Linked DNA regions of Mus musculus: regions 2 and 3 are each linked to region 1. A link is a loop called in an ENCODE intact Hi-C map of the cell type or tissue named here. Cell type or tissue: heart. All regions are shown on one strand.

Region 1 (8,000 bases):
CTGAAGCCCACAGAGGAGGGTTAATTAACTCACCGAAAGCTTCAGTTCTAAGTACAAACCCATCCAGAATCCACACGCAAACCCTACCTCTAGTGACAGATCAAAGGTTACCCCATTATTTTCTGAATCACCTTTGAAAACCTTTGATACGCACTGCCATAGAAGTCCATCTTCTTACTTACTTATATTTCTAAGTCAGTATCAGTCTTTGTAAAATTCTAGGCACTGCGACAGGTGAAAAGCAGAAATGAAGCATTGTTAGTTATTTTGAAGGAAGCAGGGGGAATCTCTGTGAGTTCCAGGGTAGCCTGTTTCACATACTGAGGTCCACACCAGCCAGAGCTGCATAGTGAGACTGCCTCAACAACCAAAACGACAAAAAGCAGGACATCTGTTGAATGCACCCCTTGGGGTGCTGCAAGTCGCTTCCAGGAGCTTGGCTCTTTCCAACCTACTTTCTCCACTTGTAGGAATCTATTTCAACATCAACAGAAGTGTGATGATTACTAGCGCATATTTTTTAGACAGTATTATTTATGAAACAAAGTTTGAAGTCACCTAAGTGTGCACTGTTAGGGGAATGGACTACTGGGAAAATCTAAAAGTCATTCTTTCATGGGATTTTTCTAATATGGGGGAAATAATGCTCACTTTCTTTTCCTTTTTTATTCTTTCTCCTCTCATGTATTACATCCCACAGTTTCCTCTCCCTCCTCTCTTCCCAGTTCCTCCCACCCTACTACCTGCTCCCCCAGATCCACTCCTCCTTCTTTCCCTTCAGAAAAGAGTAGCCCCCCCCCCACAAAGGGAAAAATCAGACAGAAAACTTGGCTGAAGCGCATGATGTATACATGGGTACTTAAGCCAAAACAGATACAGTAACCCCAAAGTGCTGGACTTCAGGGTATCACTTGGAATAATTCCTTACAAGTATTTATTTTCTTCACATGTATTTTAGAATTCCTGAAATACATATTATGTATATAATCACAAAATTAATATTAATAATTCTAAAGTCAATTTGGGAGTCATGGGATTGCCCCCATGCTTTCTGTAAATACAGCCATCTCAGGTTATCGTGAATCGTAATCTATGTTGTATATGAGCAAATGCCACTGACATTACAGACATGAGTAAGACCTAGAGAGGTTTAGCCTTCCAGCCGTCCAGCAGGGGACTCATCTTCCACAAAACCACCAGGCAGTCACTGTCAACCATAGACTTGGATCATCTCTCCTGAACAGAATTACAAATTCATGTGGACACAGCTCTCTAAGTCTAGACTCCCCGGTTCCCTGGATAGCTACACACATTACTCCTTCTCTAGAATTCTTATCTCTCTTAGAGGCTGGCCTTGTACTTCTCGTGGGACACAGCTTCTTTTTCTCAAGGCTTCCTTTTTAAGGAATCCTTGATTTTAACAAGACCTCTTTTGTCACTCATCCCGCCTGGGAAAGGATTCAGGCTGAAATGCTAGCTTAGCTTTTCCTCAAATGGAGTCTCGGCTAAGGACAAACTGTAAAGTATGATGCTGACAATATGTTAGTTACAAATAAACCACCTGTATCCACAGCCGTGTTTCAGAATCTCAGGACGTAAAGTGAAGGTGCGTTCTGATCGGGCGTTTTAGCAACAACAAGGCAGAGGGAAAAGAAGTTTTGGATACATGTTTATACAAGTCTTCCAGGTTGAGGGAATGGGCCTTCCAGACAGAAGAAAGGCAGAGATGGGAGAGATGTATGAGGAGACTGTAGGCTGGGAACTAACCCAGCCTGCTTCTTATCAGAAAAGGAAACAGAAAGCGAACAGGATAGAACATGTAAGATTAGGAACTGACAAAAAGCAGATTCTGGAACCCACCACATTGGCCCCGCCCAAGAGAAGAAGGCATTGCAGAGGGCTGTGGCCTTCAGTTCCCTCTCAATGTCTAGGAGGCTGAGGCTCTGGAAAAGCAACTGAATACACTAAGCAGAAAGACGGCAGGAAAACGGCCACTGCCTCCTTTCAACCTAACTAGTTTTGCTTCCATTTTGGTTTCTGTCATTGATTTTCTATGGAAAAATTCTGTGTAAATTTTAAATAGTTTAGAAAGGAATTTTCCAGAATTATTCAATTTATAATTTGGAGTTCTGGTATCCTTAAAACCAATCCAAAAAGAAGAACAGGAGAATATCTCCATGATGAAAAATTAAAATGACTTTTTGGAATGTTTTATGTTGTTAACTCTAATTCTCCTTCAGATAGTATGTGTACAAAAACAGCTCTATCTATGTGACATTGCATGGATTTTTAAATTTCATTTGCAGGTTGTAAAAAAAAAAAAAAAAAAAAAAACCAAAACAAAACCCTAGATGATAGGCTTTGTGATACTGTTGCCAAACGATTGATCACAAAAGTTTGCTTTCTGCATTATCGAGTTGGGCTGTACCAGTTCTGAGCTCCTGATAAGAAGTTCCCAGGTGCTGATATAGTAGGATCTCAGGTGTGTTTTTTTCCATGAGTGTGAGGACTTAAGAGTATACAGGTAAAGTATGTAGCAAAATTACAACGACACAAGCAACATGCAGAAGCAGGCAGGAAAATGAAATTTCATAGTACAATAGAGGAAGCAGGCATGTGATAGGGTATCTATTCTCTAGAATGTATATTTAATTTTTTGTTTCATCCCCTTTCCTTGTTCTAGTAACAATATCAGTAAGACTAGAGTTCCTGGCGCTGTCCATGTCATTGTATTGCTAAGGTCCAGAGATGGTTAAGGGAAGGATTTCACATATGCCATTACAACCATTTGCACATTTACTTTTGGAAAGGGAGTTTTAGTTGCTGGCTGTGTTTTCCAGTTGAGCAAGAGTAAGAGGAAATCAAGACCTTCTCTATTGAGACATGCATGGTACAGTTTGGTAAGAACACCGCCCGCAAGGGCACCAGCAAGATCTCCTAGCTACCAATTTATTTGCTTCAGTCACTGGCTCCTATATTGTCACATAGATGAATAATTACTGTCTACACGGTGATCAAGCCCACATTAGCATTATTTTTGTTTCTTAAGTAATGGGTTTTATTAATGTATTTAGTTATTAATGTACTTAGTGATATTAGAGGACAAGTTACAGGTATTATTAACTGATGATTCCAGAAGTCTAGGCTTACTTATGTGATTTCTAAAGGTCTTTGTATCTGGGGGATTTTTGAGTAGCTAATTACTGTACTGCCTGTAAAAAAAAAAAAAAAAAAATCGTCCCACGTAGAACTCCATCTTTACATTCAACTGCTAGTCTAGTCTTACAGATATCTGATGTTATAATTTCCCTTAGTCTTCTCAATGATATCCAATTCTGAGAACTTTAAAAGTACCCAGTTTCCTTATTATGTCTGTTACTAAAGCTTCCTTCCCTTTGGTGCTCACAGCAGGCAATTTTCTTTTTTTTTTTTTCCTTTCCACTTCTAAAATGAAGTTCAGCTCTGCTCGGTGGTGCTGTGAAACTTGCTCTGGGAGAGTCCCGGTGTCACCTAGGCACCGACCCGTGCTTCCCGATCCTCTGTGCGGGCCGTCCGCCCACCCCGTCCAGGGCGCGTGCAGTGCTCGGAATTCGAGCGCACGGCGCGCCCACGTAGCGCAAGTTGCCGGGTGGTTTTGAGGTGAGGCTCCGGAGGGCATTTCCACCGAGCCCGGCCCCGCCCGTCAACCGCTCGCCGCGTGCCCAGCCGCCACCCCGCGGCCCGCGCGCCCGCGCTCACCTGCTCGCCCTCGTCCTGCGGCCGCCGGCGCCGCGGGCTCGCCCCGTGCTCCGGCTCCTCAACCCGCCCGGCCGGCGCCGCCCCGTCCTCGTCGCACTCCCCGCCGGCGCTGCCGGCGCCGCCCCGCAGCAGCTTCCTGGCCGAGCACATCCCACCGCCGACTCCGGCCGCCCGCACGGCTGCCGCTGGCCACACCGGGACTCCCGACGCACACGGGAATCCTTAGAAGCGCGCCCGCCGGCCTGGGGGCCAGAAGTGCAGGAGCCGCCCGCCCCTCCTGTCAGCCGCTCGCCCCACCCCCAGCTCGGGGGCGGAACCCCGGGGGCGGGGGCGGGAGGAGGGGCGGGGCCATAGCGGACCGCGGCCCAATGAAGGCGGGACCTGGTGGGTTGGGCAGGGTACTGGGAGGGGCGGGGCCAGGGAGGGGCGGAACCAAGGGAGGTGTAGCATTATTCCAGTTAGTGCATGAAACTATGAATGAGGCCATAGGCTCCTGAGGGAGGTTGTATGTGTCTGACACCTATTAAAGTATATGACATCTGTGAAATTGTGTATCTGTAACTATCTGTACACAACAGACAGATATCCTGTGGTGTGTGTGTGTGTGTGTGTGTGTGTGTGTGTGTATGTGTAAAAGACAGAGAGAGAGGAAGAGAGAGAGTGTCAGAGGTGAGGAACACTGTAACAGACTACATGAGGGAGATTATGTATGAAATCGGCCATAGGTGCATGAGGGAGATTGTATCTGACAGGTTTTTAATGCATGTGAGAGCCCATGTGTGATTGTGTGTGAGTAACTATACACACACACACATACACACACTTAGATGTTGTGTTTAGTGTGTGTGTGTGTGTGTGTGTGTGAGAGAGAGAGAGAGAGAGAGAGAGAAGGAGGAGGAGGAGGAGGAAGTTATGTGTTGTGAGAAAGTGTGTGTAAGAAACATTGTAACAGACTGTAACCAAGTGCTTACAGGAGATTATATGAAAAAGACCATTAGATGCATGAGACCCTGTCTGATAGAGTATTATAAAAGCCTGTGTCTAATTGTGTGCCTGTACACAACAGATTGTGGAAGACTGTATACCAGAGTCTTTTGTGACAGGACAGTGTGGGAGATCATAGGTGTTGAAAGTTTGTGTGAGGATGTAGGTATACAGAAGAGGGCAACTGAGAATAAGAAGCTCATATGAGAGGGAGCTGTGTGCATGAAGGTGTGGGCACATGTAAGAGGTTCTGGGAGTGTGAAAGACCACCCAAACACACAGTATCCCTCCATACCAGCTGCAGCGGGCGCTCAGCTGTGCCTGGGTGTGCTGTTGGCTGCTTGTGCCTAGGAAGGAATGCAGGCTCTCTGTCGCTTGTTCCTCCCCTTTTGCCTCCTCTCCCTAAGCATCTCTGAGTGACCATGCCTATTTCTCTCTGCTTCCTAGTGTGTGTGGCTTGTGGGAGCCCTGGGCTCATTTCCTGGTCTCTCTGCCGTAGTGTGCATTTCTAGAAATGGTTTAAAAATTCTCAGCGACTGGTAAGAGAGAGAAATCGAGTTTCTTTTTCTTTTTTCTTGCTAGCCCATCATATAAGGGTAAACTGGGGGGCATGAAAGTAAAACAACGAATGGTTTTGCTTTCCTTTAATCCGTGCATTGAGGAAAAGGTTATGGTGTAGCTGGTATATCAGACTGTCGATGGAAATTATTTCCTATTTAACAAATAGGCCCAGAGACGAGTAACTCGTTTGGGAAAGCCTCTTTTAAAATGCCTTCAGGGGCTGGAGAGATGGCTCAGCGGTTAACAGTACTGACTGTTCTTTCAGAGATCCTGAGTCCTATCCCCAGCAATCAGATGGTGGCTCACCACCATGTGCAATGGAATCCAATGCCCTGTCCTGGTATGCAGGTATACATGCAATAGAGCACTCAGATACATAAAATAAATAAACCTTAAAAAAAGAAAAGACTAGTACCCAAAATGTCTTTAGGCCCAGCCAAGGAATTAAATAGGCAGGGACTTACAGGCTTATTTTAAAAAGTGGTTTTGTTTTGTTTGGGCTAGGCAGAAGCTTGTCCCTTTTGCTCACACCTAACACACACACTCTCTCTCTCTCTGTGTACTCAGTGTCTCACAAAAACACCCTTTCTTATACCCAGTCTGTTACACTTTGTAATGTAACCTAGTTTCTTTCTTACAACAGCATCTCACAAATCCTTCTTAATGGTTTCTGCCAAACATACACCGTCCCTAGAGACAAGAAAAATATGCTTTTGGACATCACAAATTAGAAAAAAAAAAGAATCTGGCTTAATGTCTGTCTTAAAGGTCTTTAAAATCTTCGATGACAGCAATAAATATTGTATGTACATAATCAGAAAGAGGAAAGCATTTAGTGGGAAAGGCTGGGAGGACAAGAAAGAGAGTGTAATGGTGTGTGTGTGTAAATATGACCAAATACTCTCTCTTCTCCTCCCAGCTTTTCTCACTAGACACTTCCCTCTTTCCAAACAGGGTGGCACTGGCTCCTGGTTATATACATTATCATTCTTTTTGTCTAATGGCAACATTTCATTTGAATTTTGGAATTTTTCTCTTGACTATTGTTCCCTATAAATGATCTTTAAGAAAAACCAACTCGCCGGGCGTGGTGGCGCACGCCTTTAATCCCAGCACTCGGGAGGCAGAGGCAGGCGGATTTCTGAGTTCGAGGCCAGCCTGGTCTACAAAGTGAGCTCCAGGACAGCCAGGGCTATACAGAGAAACCCTGTCTCGAAAAACCAAAAAAAGAAAGAAAGAAAGAAAGAAAGAAAGAAAGAAAGAAAGAAAGAAAGAAAGAAAGAAAGAAAGAAAAAAAAAAAACAACTCTAGGATCATATGTAGCAGCCCAGAGAACCTTAACCTTCCCTGCCAACCCTGTGGACTTAAGACATTTGTGTCTCTCCTTTGCATGCTTGCATTAATACAGAGAGTGCAACAGCTATGCTCTGATCCATTGGGCAGAATAAAGGGAAGCCTCTTGGATCGGTGAGAGCTCAAATAGCAGGAGATGCACACAGACGGGTTAGTGAAGACATCCAGAGCTTAGCTCGCTCAGTGCATGAGTCCTTTAGAACATGCTGTCTGATTTTCTCTTAAACATTCATTCCTTCTCCTCCTCCTCCTTTTCCAAGACAAGGCCTTGCTTCTGAACACCAACTGGCCTGCACTCAAGTCTCTCCTGCATCTACCTCCAGGGGGCTGTGACTGCTGCTGCATGCTACCGGGCTGTCACAGGCTCCTTAATTCTTTGAGAAGTGTCATTTAATGTTTCAGTAGGTCGTTACTGATGGCTAGGAGGCATTGAGCTCAGACAGATAGCTCTACTCTCAGGAAACTTCCCCTTTAATAAGCACATTCTAGTATGCTTCTCTTGGCCAAAGTAAAATAAAATAAAAACTTTTACCAAGGCATGGGCAGAGTCCTATGTCCATAGTCTCTTTCTATGATACACATTTGGTTTTTTTTCCCAAATGATATGCTTTTGTTCCCAAGAATTTGTTTTTCCTAGAGACCCAGAGAATTACATCTTGCTGCAAATCTAATAATAGTATCTACACAAGACATTATTCAGATTAAATCCCAGATCATACACTTTCAAGTGCATTTTATGGGAAGAGTGGGCTATTTTTACTCTCTGAGCCATATGAGTAACAGCTAAAGAAAGCTATCAGCCACTTGCCCGTGGGAAATATAAGATTGTTATTACCTAGGCAACCACAACATGTCAAACTGAAATTTTTTTCTAGTATATTTGCCTGTTTCCCCAGGAATTAAGTGGAACAGTTTACTTGTTTACAGAGAGTCCAGTGTAGCACAGCATGGCCTACGCAGTTGCTGTAAAGATGACTTTATATCGCACTGTTACCCCTTTATAGCTTTTAATACTCCTTCACTTGATTCATTCGCTCATCTCTCCAGCTGTTGTCAACTTGACACATCATCTCTCCAGCTGTTGTCAACTTGACGCAACCTACACATTCTTGGAAAGAGAAACTTACCATTGAATCTCTTGTATCAGATTGCTATGGCAAATCTATACGGCATTTTCTCAGTTTCTACTCGATGGAGGATCTGGTCCACTGTGTGTGATGTCATCCCTGGGCAGGTGGGCCTGGGCTATGTAAGAAAATTAACTGCAAGTCAGCATAAGAAAGCCAGAAAGTGGCAGTCCTCGGGTCTTTCTTTACTCTAGTTCCTGCCTTGAATTCCTGCCTTGACTTCCTTCAATGGTTCGC
Region 2 (8,000 bases), 100 kb before region 1:
TTCATGTTTGACAACTTTGTGATGTCAGATAACAGAGTAATATACTGTGTAACACACGCATTGCCAAATGATACTTTACTATCGCTAATTCTATTTTATTCCACAAAAATATGATGGCTTATGGGTTTTGTAAAGAAAAAAAAATTGTTAGATATTTGAACAGATCTTCCTGTACCTGGTGTGCCCTGAGAAATCTCTCTTCTCCTGGCCCTTTGGTTCCCCTTCCCAAGACAAACATGGTTACTACTGCAGTCTGTTGGCCTTCTGTGTATTTGGTATTTAAAACTAGCAGAATTAAAAAAACTTTTGTTGAGCCTCTACACACCAGTGGCTTAAAAACCAACCAAACAAACAAACAAAAAACAACTACTACTCTTAAATTTGTTATGTTAATTATTCATTTCTGTTTTTCTACTGAATACTGAAGTGCCAAGGGTTCAAGCTACTTTGTAGAAGGTCCTTGGGCCTCTGGAAGTTAACAGATTAGTTATCTGCCTTCTCCACTCTCCAACCAACCAGCAGACTTGCCAGTGAATGGTAGGCCTGTGCTCCTATGCAGGAGTAAGGGTGATCAGCTTTTGCAGCAAGCCAATGCTTTGGTTCACATCCTCTTATGAGGCAGTGCAGGCAGCCACACTTCCCTCCTTAACAGTGGTGTGGGGTCCAGGTTCACAGCTCGCTGGCTATAGCACATGCATCTGAGCCCCCTCCTTCTCTTAACTTCTATAGTTTGCAAAGTATAACTGTGAACCCTGGAAGGGAGGCAGTTTGTGGAGTGCTAAGAGACAGTGCCTTGGGGTCTGGACCCTGGCCTTGGCACCTTGTTTTGGAGCGGAACCCACTCTTTACATTCTACCTAGCTCCATCTCTCTCACCTGTAAAGGGGTCGTTCATGGAGCTATTCTGAAGATGAGCTGGGATGGCACAAGCAAAGGACCCAGCACCCTGCCTGACACAGGAAAGGCACCATAAGCAGAAACCCTTCTAACTGTCAGAGTTTGTGGCCATTTCATCCTCCTGAGAGGTGAATGAGTTTCTCAGCCTAGAGTGGAGTAACATAGCATAGCCTCAAGAATCACAAGGACTCACCTCTGACACTCTGACACTCAGACTGGAATAGTGGTTCTTCTTCTTTTTTTTTTTTTTTTTTCGAGGCAGGGTTTCTCTGTGTAGCCCTGGCTGTCCTGGAACTCACTTTGTAGACCAGGCTGGCCTTGAACTCAAAAATCCGCCTGCCTCTGCCTCCCGAGTGCTGGGATTAAAGGCATGCGCCACCACGCCCCGCTAGCTTTCTCAGTTTCTATGTAGGCTCCAGAGACTTAACTCGGATTACCAGCCTTGTGCAAAAGCACCTTTACCCTCTAATCCTTCTCTCTGCCCCAGAGAAAGACCTTTGAGCGAGAGTGAACCCAGGGTCTCTCGCACAGGAAAGCATCTGCTGGGGGCTGGGAGCGCAACTCACTTGGCAGGGATCTAGGCACAGTCCTCCAACTGGCAAGGCAAATGCTTTACCAACTGAGCCATTTTCCAAGTTCCTCATTTTATCCTGACATTCTTACTTTCAGTTTTATTTTATAGATTTTTTTTTTCTTTTTTTGGTTTCTTGAGACAGGGTTTCTCTGTATAGCCCTAGTTGTCCTGGAACTCTCTTTGTAGACCAGGCTGGCCTCGAACTCAGAAATCCGCCTGTCTCTGCCTCCTGAGTGCTGGGACTAAAGGCATGCGCCACCACGCCCGGCTCCTGTATACATCTTTTAAACAAACTGGGAATATAGATGGGAAGTGGATGTCTCCCAAGATTCAAAACATCAAATAATTTTTTAATAAATTGCTAGTTGTATCATTGCATAACGTAGCGTAATTACTCTCATTCATGCTGTCTGCTTCTTGAATCATGAGACTCGATCATCATAATGAAAGTGTATTCAAATGACAGCATAAACTGGTTTAGTCAGTTCCACCCACTGCATGGTAGTTAGTTCTTGCTGGCTTTTGTTTCAATTGTTTTTGCCATGTTTGGCCCGAGACTGTGAGGATCCCTTTTGCTGGTTTTTATTTATTTATTTCTAACTTACACTGGAGGATCTCTTACCTTACCTTGCTCAGTGTACTGCAATAAAGTCCAAGAGATAGGGATGAAAAATTAAAATTAAAGATTAGCTGGGCGTGGTGGCGCACGCCTTTGATCCCAGCACTTGGGAGGCAGAGGCAGGCGGATTTCTGAGTTCATTTTGAGGCCAGCCTGGTCTACAAAGTGAGTTCCAGGACAGCCAGAGCTATACGGAGCAACCCTGTCTCAAAAAAACAAAACAAAACAAAACAAAAGTTAAAGATTAATGTCTAAGTTAACGAAAGACATTTTGCTTGGCGGTCATTTATGGGATAAATACATGCAGCTTGGTTTTAGCAGCACAACTTTGTAAAAGAGAGAAAAATAATGTCTGAAAAGCAGACAGCCCTGGGTATGAGGGGGAAGAACGAAGTGGCCTAGATACTGAGACTCGGTCTTAGTTCATTTCTATTGCTGGGATGCGACTCCATGACCTAGGCTTCCATATATAAGACAGAGTTTAGCTGGGGATTGCAGTCTCAGAGGGATAGAGTCCGTGCCTTCATCGTGAGGACCATGGCAGCAGGTGAGGGTGCTTGGCATGGCACCTCACACTGAAGCAAAACCGCCAAGCGGTGAGAATTAACTGGGAACAGAGTAAGCTTTTGAAACCTCAAAACCCTCCATCTCTAGACCTCCTCTAACAGGGCCACACTCCCTAATCAGTTCTATACAATTCCACCAACTGGAGACCAAATATTGAAACATCGGAGTCTATGGGACCATTCCCATTCAAACCACTATCAAGAAAACCACCCTGTCAAGAAAAACAGTAGAGTACAAGGCTGGGATATAGAAGGACCTGGAAAACAGTTGCAGCTTTTGTTTTCAAACCATGATAGTTTTGATATCAGTGTCTAAGGTAGATGGGACTTTAATATTAACCTATTTTTGCTTTGTTATAAACAAACAAAAAACCCCAGTACCAATATAAATTTCACTTAATTATAAAACCTCATTGATGGGGGCTGGAGAGATGACTCAGTGGTTAAGACCACTGGTGGCTTTTTTCAGAGGACCTGAGTTCAATTCCCAGCACCCACATGGCAGTTCACATCTGCCTGTAATTCCATTTACAGGGAATCTGATACCCTGATATTCGGGCAAAATACCAATGCACGTAAACTTAAAATGCCATTTCAAAATAGTTATTGAAGATTTTTGCTTTCCAAGCCCTAAATCAACATAAGCAGATAGAATCCAACTACACAAACAAGTGAGGGTCATTCAGAGGTCGCAGTGGACAGTCAGCAGCTAATGAGTGCTGCCTTCACCACACTTGGTGGAAGGTGGTATGTGGCTACGGCAACAAACAAACAAACAAAAAACTACCAATATACATGGAGCAATCAAGGTCCAGAGTGGAATATAATGTATTTCTATTTGTATGAGAGAAATTATTCTCTGTAGAGTAACGTGTGTGTGTGTGTGTGTGTGTGTGTGTGTGTATACATGTACATGTGTGCATGTTCACGTAATTATGCTTGTGTGGAGAACATGTTTATAAAGTTAAAGGCAGCTTATAGTGAGTGGTTCATTCTAGAGCAGAAAGATAAAAGATTGGAATTGAGAGATTTGTTTCTGAATGTTTTTTGAACTTTTAAGTGATATGTGCATGTTTTTAAAACTGTTAGTTTTTCTTTAAAATGGTAGTTCTGTATCAAGATAGCTTCAGGAATATTTAAGAAATGAAAATTTCTTTTCTGTTGTAATCCTGTAAATAGCATCCCTTCCCACTTGTACTATAGTGCTCTGGTGTATAGTGAAGTCTAGGTGGGTTCTGGTACCAGCAAGGGCTATGGGAGTGAGTAGCCTCTCGGGAGCTGTTAAAAACGTAATGTCAAAGCAAAACTATTAGAAATTCAAGACTTAATTTGATATAAATTAATTTAATTTAATGATATAAGGTGATACGATTGCAATTATTTATTTTTTAATTTTAACATTTAAATTTATTTATTTTTAATTTTAACATTTAAAATTTTTTTACTTTATATTTTTATTTTTTGTGCGGATGGATGTTTTGCTTGTGTGTATGTCTGTGCACCATGTGTATGCAATACCCAAGGAGGCCAGAAGAGGGCATCACATTCCCTGGAAATGGAATTACAGAAGGTTGTGAGCCACCATGTAGGTGCTAGGAATCTCAGCAGGCTTTTCCTCTGGAAGAGCAACCTCTTAACAGCTGCAGCATCTCCCCAGCCCTGTGTTTATAACCTTTAAGTTTCTTATTTTAGAAAGAGTTCACAATTTATAGTTAATCGTGTTATAATAGAATTAATAGACTGTAGGTTTTATTTGTGTATAGCTCCTCTGAGGATATTAAAACCCAAACCAATTTGTTCTTTAGTAGTCTCACTAGGTAGTCCAGGCTGGGCTTGAACTAACGATCTTTCTGCCTTAACTTCTCACCACCACATACTTGATTTAATTTTTAATTACAACCATCATATTTTTTTGTTTACATCACTATTTAAATGAGAAAGGAGTGAGACTTCCCTCTGCTTCCCCTACACCATTGTACTGTGAGCAATCTCATAACCGTCCACATTATAAGACTGGGCAAAGGAGAAATGAAACAAAGCAAGAGGAAAGGGCTAGTATTGTTCTTACTATAGGATCCCCTACCGCATTTTGAGCACACTCTTTGAGAGGGCAGTACAGGCTGAACTAACCGCATGCTTTGACCATTGCAGGCCGGGGAGCGTCATGTCCACCTTTGAAGACGCTGATACAGAGGAGACGGTCACTTGTCTCCAGATGACCATTTACCATCCTGGCCAACAAAGTGGGATATTTAAATCAATAAGGTTTTGCAGCAAAGAGAAGTTTCCTTCCATTGAAGTGGTGAAATTTGGACGCAATTCCAACATGTGCCAGTATACGTTTCAGGACAAACAGGTGTCCCGAATTCAGTTTGTTTTACAGCCGTTTAAACAGTTCAACAGCTCCGTTCTCTCGTTTGAAATAAAAAACATGAGCAAGAAAACCAGTTTGATGGTAGACAACCAGGAGCTCGGCTACCTCAATAAAATGGACCTGCCTTACAAGTGTATGCTCAGGTTCGGAGAGTATCAGTTCCTGTTGCAGAAGGAAGACGGAGAGTCGGTGGAATCTTTTGAGACTCAATTTATCATGTCTTCAAGACCTCTCTTGCAAGAAAACAACTGGCCAACACAGAATCCCATACCAGAGGATGGGATGTATTCTTCATACTTCACCCACAGAAGTTCTCCTTCAGAAATGGATGAAAACGAACTGTGAAGAGGGTCCAACTGGAGACACATTGAAGGATGAGGACACATGGGTCGGATGTCAAGAGACATCCTACTTCCGAGTTTGTGAGTGTAGCGTAGCGCGGCTGTCCTCATGCTGACTTTCGTTTTGGTAATAGCATTTGGAAGTCTCTAGACTGTGTTAATCATCAACTTAGTCAACTGAGTTTCGGCTCTACAAAGAATTAAGTGTACATCTGTAAGGGTTGGTGCATCAGACACGTCTTCTGGGTAATGAGGTCACCCTTGTTGCTTTTCTGCATGATGTTACCCCCATGCTTTGTCTTGGTGGCAGCCATCTCTTGGCCCGGTCACATCATTTCGTAGCAGCCTTTGTTTTTCAGGTTTAGAGCTCGGGCAGATTGCTCACTGGTGTCTGTGGCGTGCTAGCGCTTGTAGAACTAGAGTCCTGGAATAAGTTCTAGAGTGCTGAGTCACTGAGTCACCATGGCTTCCTTATGGAAAGACTTGGGAAATAGCTCCTTGATTTTCTTTCTGTGGAACGGTAGTGTCGCTTTCCTATATGTAGGACCTACAACAAACATTTAAAGAACACTGAGATGAAGATGGTTTTCTTACAATATTGAAAGTGAATTTTATGTATCTCACAGATTTAAAAATGGCAGAAATCAAAACTTTTAACAGCCTCTTTGCACATGATAAAGCCGGAGCCCAGTTCCTTAGTTGCTTCTTTGGAACTTCTTAAAGGAAAACATGTATTCTTAAAGGAAAACATCTATTCTTAGGCTGCCCTATAGAAGTCAGTACCTGTGAATATTTATATTAAATGCTTAATTATTTCTAAAATTTTAGTTTCACATAAAGTTGTATTTATTTAAAAGATTCTCATTCACTTCATTTTGGCTAGATTAAGATGAATGTTAGTGAACATTATGTAAAAGAGGATGAAAGCCATTAAGTTAAGATAAATTCTAGCATTACTAGTAAGTAAGGCACCCTGTATAGCTTCCTCTGTAAATGAAATTTAATGCTGTAACAGGTACAGGATTTTGGGTAGGGGAGGAGGTCAGGTGGGGGAAGTTAGCCACATTCATATTTTGTTTTTGTTTTTGTTTTTGTTTTTGTTTTTGTTTTCCAACAATAGCTTGCTTTGAAGCTCAGGCTGGCTTGGAACTCTTGATCCTCATACATCGGCCCCCTGAATGCTGTGCCTAGCTTAATGTAACTGTATTTCTGCAACAGCCCTTTGAAATTATTTCTAATAAACTGTTTGGCCTAGTACCATGTGAATGTTATCTGCAGTATGCCTCTTGCTGCAGATCACCAGTCAGTCACCCCTTGCCTATAAAATAAGACATCAGCTGCTGCCTCAGCAGGGATTGCTGCTATAGGCAACCCTTTATGTGCTAAGTGTCCAGGTGAGTATTTCATTTCTTGCCTTGTTTTCCTGCTGACTCCCGTGGTAAGCTGTTGTGTGTAGCTTTTCACTATCCTAGCTATGCTCTGGGAATCAGACTGAACTACCAGCCCCCTCCCAGCTTCCCTTGAATCCATGGATAAAACACACACACACACACACACACACACACACACACACACACACACACACACACAAATTGTTCCTTTTGTGCTTGCCTTCTTGGCACAATTGCTGGGCACTACTCTCTCCCACTTGTAAAAGCATGCCCTTATCATTACTCTTAGCTCTGTTCCTCCTACCTGCCCTAATTTTAGTCGGTCAGTTGAATCTAGTCCCTGCTAAACATCTCTGACCACCCACCTATAGGAGTGGCCACAGCCCACAGCTCCTCACGAGACCTCACATGATTGCCTGGTTCTCCCCTCTCTCCTCCCTCGAATCTCCCCTTCTTCCAGGAAATGGTAAGTCCCGCCTGTACATCCTGCCCAGCAGGTGTCCAGGTGTCCATGTGCTACCTGTGGGTATGTCATGACATAGCAAGGACAAATGAATGCTGCAGATAGAATTAAGGTTGCTCATTTGATGATCTCAAGTGAAAGAGATCAACTCAAGTAATAATGGGGTCCTTAAAAGGAGGAGGGGGAAACAATGGTACCAGAAGGTTGAAGTGTGACACGGGCTTGGCAGACTAGTATAGGCTTTGCACTGGGAGGAAGGAGGTCATGAACCAAAGCAGCAACATCTTGGAGACAGAAAAATGTGCACAGATGTCTATGTGCTGGAAACGGCATGGAAACCTGGTATGGAAACCTTAGCAAGAATCTAAATCCCAAGGACTCCTGCCGTTGACTTCCACCCACAAAACTTTGTTGCAAATTACAGCAACTTGTTATAGTAGAAAAGAGAAAAGAAACATACTCCCTCTTACGTATGGTTATTGTCTTAGTTATTCTGTCACTGTGGAGAGACAATCAGAATCAAGGCTACTTATAAAAGGAAACATTTAATTGGGGACCTTGCCCACAGTTTAAGAGAGTGAATCCATGACCATCATAGTAGGGTGGCAAGCAAGCAGTCATGGCTCTGGAGCAGCAGCTGGGAGTTCACATCCTGATCCAAAGGTTGAAAGGGGAGAGAGAGAGACTTGGACTGGCTTGGGCTTTTGAAATCTCAAAGCCTCTCCCCTCAGTGATGTATCTCCTCCAACAAGACAACATTCCCTAATCCTTCCTAA
Region 3 (8,000 bases), 52 kb after region 1:
AGTGAGCTCCAGGACAGCCAGAGCTATATAGGCAAACAAAATAACAAACAGACAATCGAACACAGCGGATGTGGTATCAGGTTTGGCTTACTTCAGGTTTGGCTCCTTCCCCTTTGCTCTCCCAGTGCCACTGTGTTGGACAGTCTCAGTTCTTTATGTGACAAGCCCTTTTAGTCCCGCTGCGTGTTGTTCTGTTTCCATTCTACCCTTCACCTTGCTAACCCCTATGAAGTCTTTACTCACCAAATTATATATCCAGTCTGAGAGAGGCTGCTTATGTTTCTTTAATAAAATACACGTTTCTATTTCTTGCTCACTGTAATTTAGGATTGCATGTTTGGGTTCCTCTTGTCTGAGTCCTTCCAATAAACCCTGAGCTCACTAGAGAAGACAACCTATAAACAAATCCAAGGTGAAGGCTGGAGACTTAGAGGTACTCAGTGTCCCCGCACACTCATACCTCCGATGAGGTTTCACTGGGTTGCTCAGGCTGGCCTTGAATTTACCCTCCCCTTGCTACAGTCTGTCGAAGGCTGGGAGTATATGCCGCTTCAACAAATAGATATTTTTTTTGAATCATGAACAAAGCAAACCATTTTGTTTGATTATATTGAAATGGTCATGGCATGTCTGAAGATTTTTATTTTAATGCTGTTGTCTATGGTCGACATCATCTGGGTACAGATGAATAATTTAGAGAAGGCATACCTGGGCAACTTCAGTGTAGGCGGTGTGCAGCATAAATTAACAGGCATAAAAGCCGAGGCTGTGGTAAGGGGTTTGTGAGAGTCTCCCAGTAGCTTGGTAGCATATGCAGTGGATGGCAGTTGCAGAGCAGGCTTCGTTCTGTATGCACCTCCGTTCTTTATCGTGAGCTTCTTGAAAGGGCTCATGTGAAATGAACTGTTCTCTGCTACTAGAAAAGCAGAAATGGGGTTGCGGGGGATGGGGTCCTCTGATTTTATTGGAAACAGCACCTGTGACACCACACTCACATCTGTTCTTCACAAGGATTTTGAATCAAGCAAATGCTGACAAGAATACATTAAACAATAACAGAATAATGCATTGTGGACTAAGAAATGATCTGTGGAAGGAAAGAAGAACTCACATTAAAATAGAGGGGCAGGTTTGGTGGTTGTATATGGGATGGATCCCCGGGTGGAGCAGTCTCTTCTTTCAGTCTCTGCTTCATACTTTGTCTCTGTAACTCCTTCTATGGGTATTTTGTTCACCAGACACTATTGTGGATGGCAATAAGTACTTGCTGACAGGAGCCTGATATAGCTGAGAGGCTCTGCCAGTGCCTGACAGATACAGAAGTAGATGCTTATAGTCATCCACTGGACTGAGCACAGGGACCCCAATGAAGGAGCTAGAGAAAGAGCCCAAGAAGTTGAAGGGGTTTGCAGCCCCATAGGAAGAACAACAATATGAACCAACCAGTACCCCCAGAGCTCCCTGGGACTAAACCACCAACCAAAGAAAATACATATTGGGACTCTTGGCTCCAGCTGTCACACAGGATGGTCTAGTTAGTCATTAATGGGAGGAGAGACCCTTGGTCCTGTGAAGGCTCTAAGCCCAAGTGTAGGGGAATGCCAGGTCCAGGAAGCAGGAGAGGGTGGGTTGGTGAGCAGGGGTAGGAGGTAGGGGGTGGGGTGGGGGATAGGGGATGGGGGACGGGGTTTTCAGAGGGGAAACCAGGAAAGGGGATAACATTTACATTTGAAATGTAAATAAAGAAAATATCTAATAAAAATAGAGGGATAGAGAGAGTGTCTTCCTTCCTGATTGTCACAGAATGCTGAAGTGGAAACAGGTTCGTCCAGCATTGGTAGAATGAGATACCCTTAGTTTTAGACGTTAAAAATGTCAGTGTTCTCAAGGCTGCTTGTTAGGACCACAGCTGGGAAAGGCCAGTTCACAGGGCGAGTGTCTTATCTGGTTATGGGAGCCGGGATCTGGCATGGAGACAATAGAATGAAGTAGGTGGATCTGTAAGGTCTCAACCAGGAAGATTTGCTGATTTCTCCCTTATTTTTATTTGAGTGTTTCTATCTGCACGTTGACCCATTTCCCAGATTCCACAGGCAATAGCTGCTGCCTTCTATTTCACGCTCACTGACACGGAACTGTAACAATTCAAAAACTTCTTTTGTCGGAACCATGCATGCCAGCTTCTTGGCTCCAGGTTGTTCTATGTAGTGTGTGTGTGTGTGTGTGTGTGTGTGTGTGTGTGTGTGTGTGCACTTGGATGTACACAGGCTTCTTCCTTAAGTGTACACTCAAAGCATGAACACAGCTGAGCAGACTTCTTCCTAAAGTGGATTTTCTAGGATGGTAAATAACGTGGCTAATACATAGCATTAAGCTAACTCTGCACTAGGTGGTATGGATGAAGAGCTTGTGTGTGGCTCTTTCATTTAATCCATGTTAGATATTCATAATGTAGGAATCACTGTCATGATCTCTGTTTTATAGATAATGAAACTGAGGGCTAAAGACGTCAGAGTCTTGCCTGATCTGAGCTCAGAGGCTTTGGTCCTGGATCCTGTGTTGGCCTCTCTCGATGAGGACCTATCAAGAGTTGCATTGAAAGGTGTGACAGAGGGAGGAAAGGAAGGCAGGCGTCCATGTGTCTGCCGTGTGACCTGTCCAAGAGAGGCTGATGCTGACACCAGCATCGTGTGGCGTTGCAGAAAAAGCCTTATGCCACCTGCTCTCCATGTGCAAAGAACTCCACCCCACCCCATTCCCCAATCTGGTTATGACAAAGGGCCACCATAAAGGCAGATTAGAGGCATTTCTTCTCAGTCATCTGGGAGTATAAGATGTGTGTGTGTGAGTGTGTGTGTGTGTGTGCGTGCGCGCGTGTGCATGCCTGCGTGCGCATGCGTGCGTGCATGTGTGTGTGACAGCTTCCAAGTTCCTTTTCCCACAGTCCCTTAAGCTTACATAAATGCTCTCAAAAATCATCCCCAAGCAAACAGTGATAGAATAAACAGTGTTTCAGGGCTTCTCTCCTTCACTGAAGGGCTAGCGAAAGAATTCTGGGAAGTCTTCCTCTCTAGAGGGTTCAGTGCCAATGGCCTTTGAGTATAAACAGTACTAAGTTTAGAATTTGTGTATATCTCAACTTAACCTCAGCTCATGGTTATCACAACAAAGAACTCCGATACATGGTTTCTACTCCTTAGAACTCTCCATAGCTTTGAATGTTACATCCTGCCTATCTTCGTGAAGTATATACCAAAAGAGAAGAGGGCTTACAATGAACAAGTTATGCACACGAAGCAGATGCTGTCATTTCTGTTTGTAATGAGAGGCATTTTTGTTTGACTGTAGAGAGGTTTTTTAAAAATTATTTTAATATATGAAATTGTAAGGAAAAAAATTAATAGAAAATATTTCCCATTAAGAGCTTGCAGCCAACGTGTAGGGAACAAACAAGAACTCACCATGGGCACAGACTTAAGTAGCTCTGAACAGAGATGAAGTTCAAAGGCATCCCTTGACCAAGAGAGGCTACCACTCTTGACTCTAAACGTGATCTCTGAGCTTGACTTCCAGCTGCCAGACATCCAGAGTTGTTTTATCCTGCATTGGGGTTCTTAGAATGATCTAAAGTATTTCTCCTTACTTTTTCAGGAACCCCCAAGAATCTCGAGCCTTCTCGATCTTGGGATTAACTTAAAATTGCTGTTTTTGAACCCTTAAAATCCTAGACTCCCAAGCATTGCAGTCACATAATTCATACTTTCTTTCTTTCTTTCTTTCTTTCTTTCTTTCTTTCTTTCTTTCTTTCTTTCTTTCTTTCTTTCTTTCTTTAATCAGAATTGGATCCGAAGAAAGCTGGTGGCAGCTCTCCTCTCCCATCTGTCCTCTCTGAGATGTAAGAATGGGAGCTCTCCTTACCGCAGGCCAGTTCTTCCTTTCTACCTGGCTACACCGGTGCCCTGGCATGCGTCTGCTCTGCTGCCCTCTGCTTTAAGTTTCTGAGTAAAGATTTTCAGAAACAAAGGACTCTGCATCAGCCTTATCCACCAACCAATGAATCAGGTAAGAAGTATTACTTTTCTTACACTTCTCTGATAGAAAGCAAACTTTCCTTTTATCTTAGAGTTAGTATATATTGATGATAAAAATAGGTTGAGCCGAGAGTTTTTATCCACACAAATAATGAACGTTCATTGTGCTTTCCACACGTCCAGCACCTCCTCTTACTGTCCTCTGATCCTGATATCCTTCCTATCTGCAGCATCTGACTTAGAAAGACAACAAGCATCCCTGTAAAACCTCATGTTTGGAAACTAGCAGGTTCGGGCAGAGGCCAGGAGGCCAGAAGTTTTGCAGATCTGAGTGTTTCCTAACTGCCAAGCATGCTAATGTGCATCTGACTTCTTTCTCTGTGAGCTTGACGGTCATGTGACCTACATCTTGCAACACTGCCTGTTCGATTGTACAAGCCGTTGGTAGGGTAAAACTAAACTGTAAAGATTTGAGTAGCATGAGCGTCACACAGTAAGTAAGCTTTTAGACACTGACTGACCTGGTCTCCCACTTTGCCTTTATCACTTTATTTAACCCTAATCACAATTTTATTTAAAAAATATTAATTTATTGAGATAATAATATAATTACATCATTTCCCCTTTTCCTTTCCTTCCCTCTAAACCTTCCCATATATTTCTCTTTGCTCTCTTTCAAGTCCATGGCCTTTTTTTTCCATTAATTTTTAACATGTATATGTGTTCCAAAATGCAAAAATACAACCTGCTCAGTCTATGTTACTTGTATGTATGTTTTTAGGGCTGACCATTTGATCTTAGATAACCAGCTAGTGTGTTCTTCACAGGGGAAGACTATTTATTTACCTGTAGTTTGTTTTGTAGGGTGGAGGTCTGGTGATCCCTGTCGGCTGTTGGAGAGGCCTTAGCATCAATCATTAGGTCCATTTGGGCCATTGCTTTATTATTTTCAAAGCCACAGCACCACCTACTGGCATATTGAAGAACAGTTCTGTATGTTAGATGGAGGAGAGAGAGAGAGAGAGAGAGAGAGAGAGAGAGAGAGAGAGAGAGAGAGAGAGAGAGAGAGAGAGAGAGAGAGAGATACTCCTGATGTCTTGGTACTTCTCTGTCCCCTCAAGCAATGACATCCGCTCTTGTAGACATTCTGACATGTCCTGTTTCCATTCAAACTAAGTGTTTCTCTGTTTATTGCTTAGTTTGTCTTTCTCCTGTTGCTTGAACGGGATATGTGCTCCTTCTTCGCTGATCCAGGCTGCTAAGCCTCTCAGTCTCAGATCTCAGAAGCTACCTCTGCCTGATAGCAGGGAGGACCCTCTCTGTGTACACTGTCCTTATGTCCAGCCACTGCCTTCTGAAGATCTGGCTTCTGATTTTTCAGTCCCTGTAACTTGCCTCTTTCTCCACAGAAGTCTTACTGCATGGACATATTTTTGAGCACGAAGACTCTTTGTCTTGACTTCGTTTTTCTTCCCTGGATGGACCCTTCATGACATCAACTCGGGAAAAAGGATCCTCTGAACTGGCTGAGCCCTCAGTGGGTTCCATAGTGACTGTCTTGCGTAGAACCTATAGGCCCGTGTTAAGTGTCTAGATACGCACCTTTCTCTTAAAACAGTTTGATTTAGCAGGGGTCACGAGGCCCTGAGGGCTGCATTTTAATATGTGCTTTGGGTGTAGGGTACAGACCTCGTACCTGAGAAATCCTAGTCTATGGGGTAAACTGTTCTTCCAAGCACAGACACTACTCTAGGTGGCTGAAGTGGTCCCTAGAGCTCCATCCTCTGCACGATGTACCTGCCTTTCTTCTCTAGGCACCTTCTGTTCTCTTTGATTTTTTTCTCTTCACACCCCTTTAGCTAGAAAATGCCTTCTTATCTTTTAAATCCCAGACCAAATACCACCTTCTCTTTAGGGATCTTTTATTTTATTTTATTTTATTTTATTTTATTTTATTTTATTTTATTTTTTTACTCACATCTTGCTTTCCCCTTTTGTGTACAAGGTTAATCTATGATCTTAAACTCAATTACAGTGCACATTCCAGTGTTTGTTCATATCTTGGGTCTAGCTATCTGTGGCCTTGGAGACATTGGAACTATAAAGCAGTTTCCCCAGCATGGTCAATGACCTTTTTTTTTTTTTTTTTTTTTTTTTTTTGCATCAGAGTCATGTAGAACATATAATGCCTGAATGAGTCCCATCCCAGATCTACTGCATAAGAATCTCTTCCATCCAACTAGCAACCAGGCCCAGGCCTGTTTAGTCTCCGAAGTCAGATGAGATGGAGTCCGGTCTGCGGTTTGATGAAACACTGGAGTCAGAATCTTTGGAGGAGGGGTCAGGGGAGGGAGTGTGCAGCCTGCAGTCGTTAGAGCAAAGAGTTTAGTGAGCCTTCTTCTGTCCATTAGCTCTTCAGAGCCACTGTTGTATCAACTGTAGACATTTGAGATGCCAGCTGAAGGGGGAAAGCCTGCATCAACTGCATTAGTTGACAGGACTTATGCTGGGCCAGTGCATTCAGACCTTTATGCGAAGCAAGGCCAGGGTGTTGGCTTCAGTGTTGGTCGGTGGCTTAATGGCTCTGCCAGTTACTTCCTACTTTGCACAGTCATTTGTTTTCAATTGGGGCCGCAGCCCCAAATGTAAAAGTATATGCTTGAGTGTAGCATCTCCTTTACTTATTAAACCTTTTATTAAACCACAATCTTTTTCTTTGAATTTCTTGGCTATAGACTCTACCGGCCTCCTAAGAGTAAAAGGATGAGTTACAACGTGGTCTTCCGCTTCTTTCTTGTGGATTTTGCTCCTGAACAAGTTGAGGGATCAGCAAAATAGCATAAACACTAGTTCAATGAGTCTTCTTGTTTCGTCTTTGTCTTTTTAACTCAGATGGTCTGGAGTACCTATCGACAAAAGGCACTCCACTCCACTTATCACCTTAAGAAACATTAATGGAAAAGTGTGTTAAGAATTTTCTTATAGTTCTGTAGTCGATAGCAGCATAATTACTGTGTATTCTTCATCCTAGACCAGCTCCATACTGAACTCTACTTCCATTTGACTCTCAACAATGCCAACAGTTTGACTCTGTCAAGGGAGCATAGGTACATATTGGCAGAAGACACAAGATTAGCCAAAATGACGAGAATTGTTTTATAGTCTGTAACAACGATTAAATACCTAGTGTGTGATGCAAGAAACTCATAATGCCCACCCCAGAGAAGCTTGCAAAGTCTATGTGAAAATATAATCACACACAAGCAGGCAACAGAGGGATCTGACTTGCTTTTCTGTTGCTGTGATAAATTACCCAAACAAATGCAGCTTAAAGGGAAAGCTTTGATGTTAGCTCACAGTCTGAAGGCCTAGCCCACCAGGGCAGGGATGTCCAGGCAGCAAGAGCTTGAGGCAGCTGGTTAAGTGGCTTCCACAGTTGGGAAGTAGAGAATGATGGTCACTCGTACTCAGCTTTCTCCTTTTTTTTTTTTCTTTTTTTTCTTCCAGAGCTGAGGACCGAACCCAGGGTCTTGCGCTTGCTAGGCAAGCACTCTACCACTGAGCCAGAACCCAAACCTGGATGTTAGGGTTGCTCTTCTCACCTCAGTGAACTGAACCTACATAGGCTCCACAGGAATGTCCAAAGGCCTGCCTCCTATACGATTCTATATCTTGTCAAACGACAATATTAACTTTCCTAAGGAGTGAGAAGTTTTTTTTCATAAAACTTACTTTGAAGCCATTACAATGTTGGAGGCTGTCTTAGAGTTTTACTGATGTGAAGAGACACCATGACCAAAGCACCTCTTAAAAAGAACATTTAATTGGGGCTCGCTTACAGGTTCAGAGGTTCAGTCCATTATCACCAAGACAGAAGCATGGCAGCATTCGGGCAGGCATGGTGCAGGAGGAGCTGAGAGTTCTACATCTTCATCTGAAGGCTGCTAGCAGAATACTGGCTTCTAGGCA

What was found. Hi-C counts contacts between places; a loop is a spot of excess contacts. Peaks named below come from ENCODE experiments on the same cell type or tissue, not always from the same donor. Only the 100,000 strongest peaks of a DNase experiment are listed, where the experiment ranks them.
Region 2: a loop joins it to region 1, with 2.2 times the contacts of the local background. A loop is called at or near these places in 4 of 42 quality-filtered maps.
Region 3: a loop joins it to region 1, with 2.8 times the contacts of the local background. A loop is called at or near these places in 9 of 42 quality-filtered maps.

What each region holds. Positions count from the first base shown.
Region 1 is chr3:127,892,296-127,900,295 of GRCm38, forward strand. It overlaps Fam241a (family with sequence similarity 241, member A), which reads right to left and starts at 4,028. Exons shown (of 2, transcript NM_027482.3): 1 at 3,739-4,028. The coding sequence starts at 3,888. In heart, no CTCF peak of the experiment used is centred here; a DNase peak (open chromatin) is centred at 4,066; H3K4me3 peaks cover 2,497 bases; H3K27ac peaks cover 1,089 bases; H3K27me3 peaks cover 295 bases.
Region 2 is chr3:127,791,763-127,799,762 of GRCm38, forward strand. It overlaps Tifa (TRAF-interacting protein with forkhead-associated domain), which reads left to right. Exons shown (of 3, transcript NM_145133.4): 3 at 4,807-6,632. The coding sequence starts at 4,820. The coding sequence ends at 5,374. Among named protein-coding and RNA genes, the nearest start is that of Tifa, 5.9 kb to the left of the region's middle. In heart, a CTCF peak has its summit at 4,192 (motif pointing right); no DNase peak of the experiment used is centred here; H3K27me3 peaks cover 649 bases.
Region 3 is chr3:127,944,112-127,952,111 of GRCm38, forward strand. 9830132P13Rik (RIKEN cDNA 9830132P13 gene) reads left to right here. Exons shown (of 5, transcript NR_040552.1): 4 at 3,838-4,062; 5 at 7,539-8,000. Among named protein-coding and RNA genes, the nearest start is that of Gm35667, 23 kb to the right of the region's middle. In heart, CTCF peaks have their summits at 4,982 (motif pointing left) and 5,187; no DNase peak of the experiment used is centred here; H3K27me3 peaks cover 4,763 bases.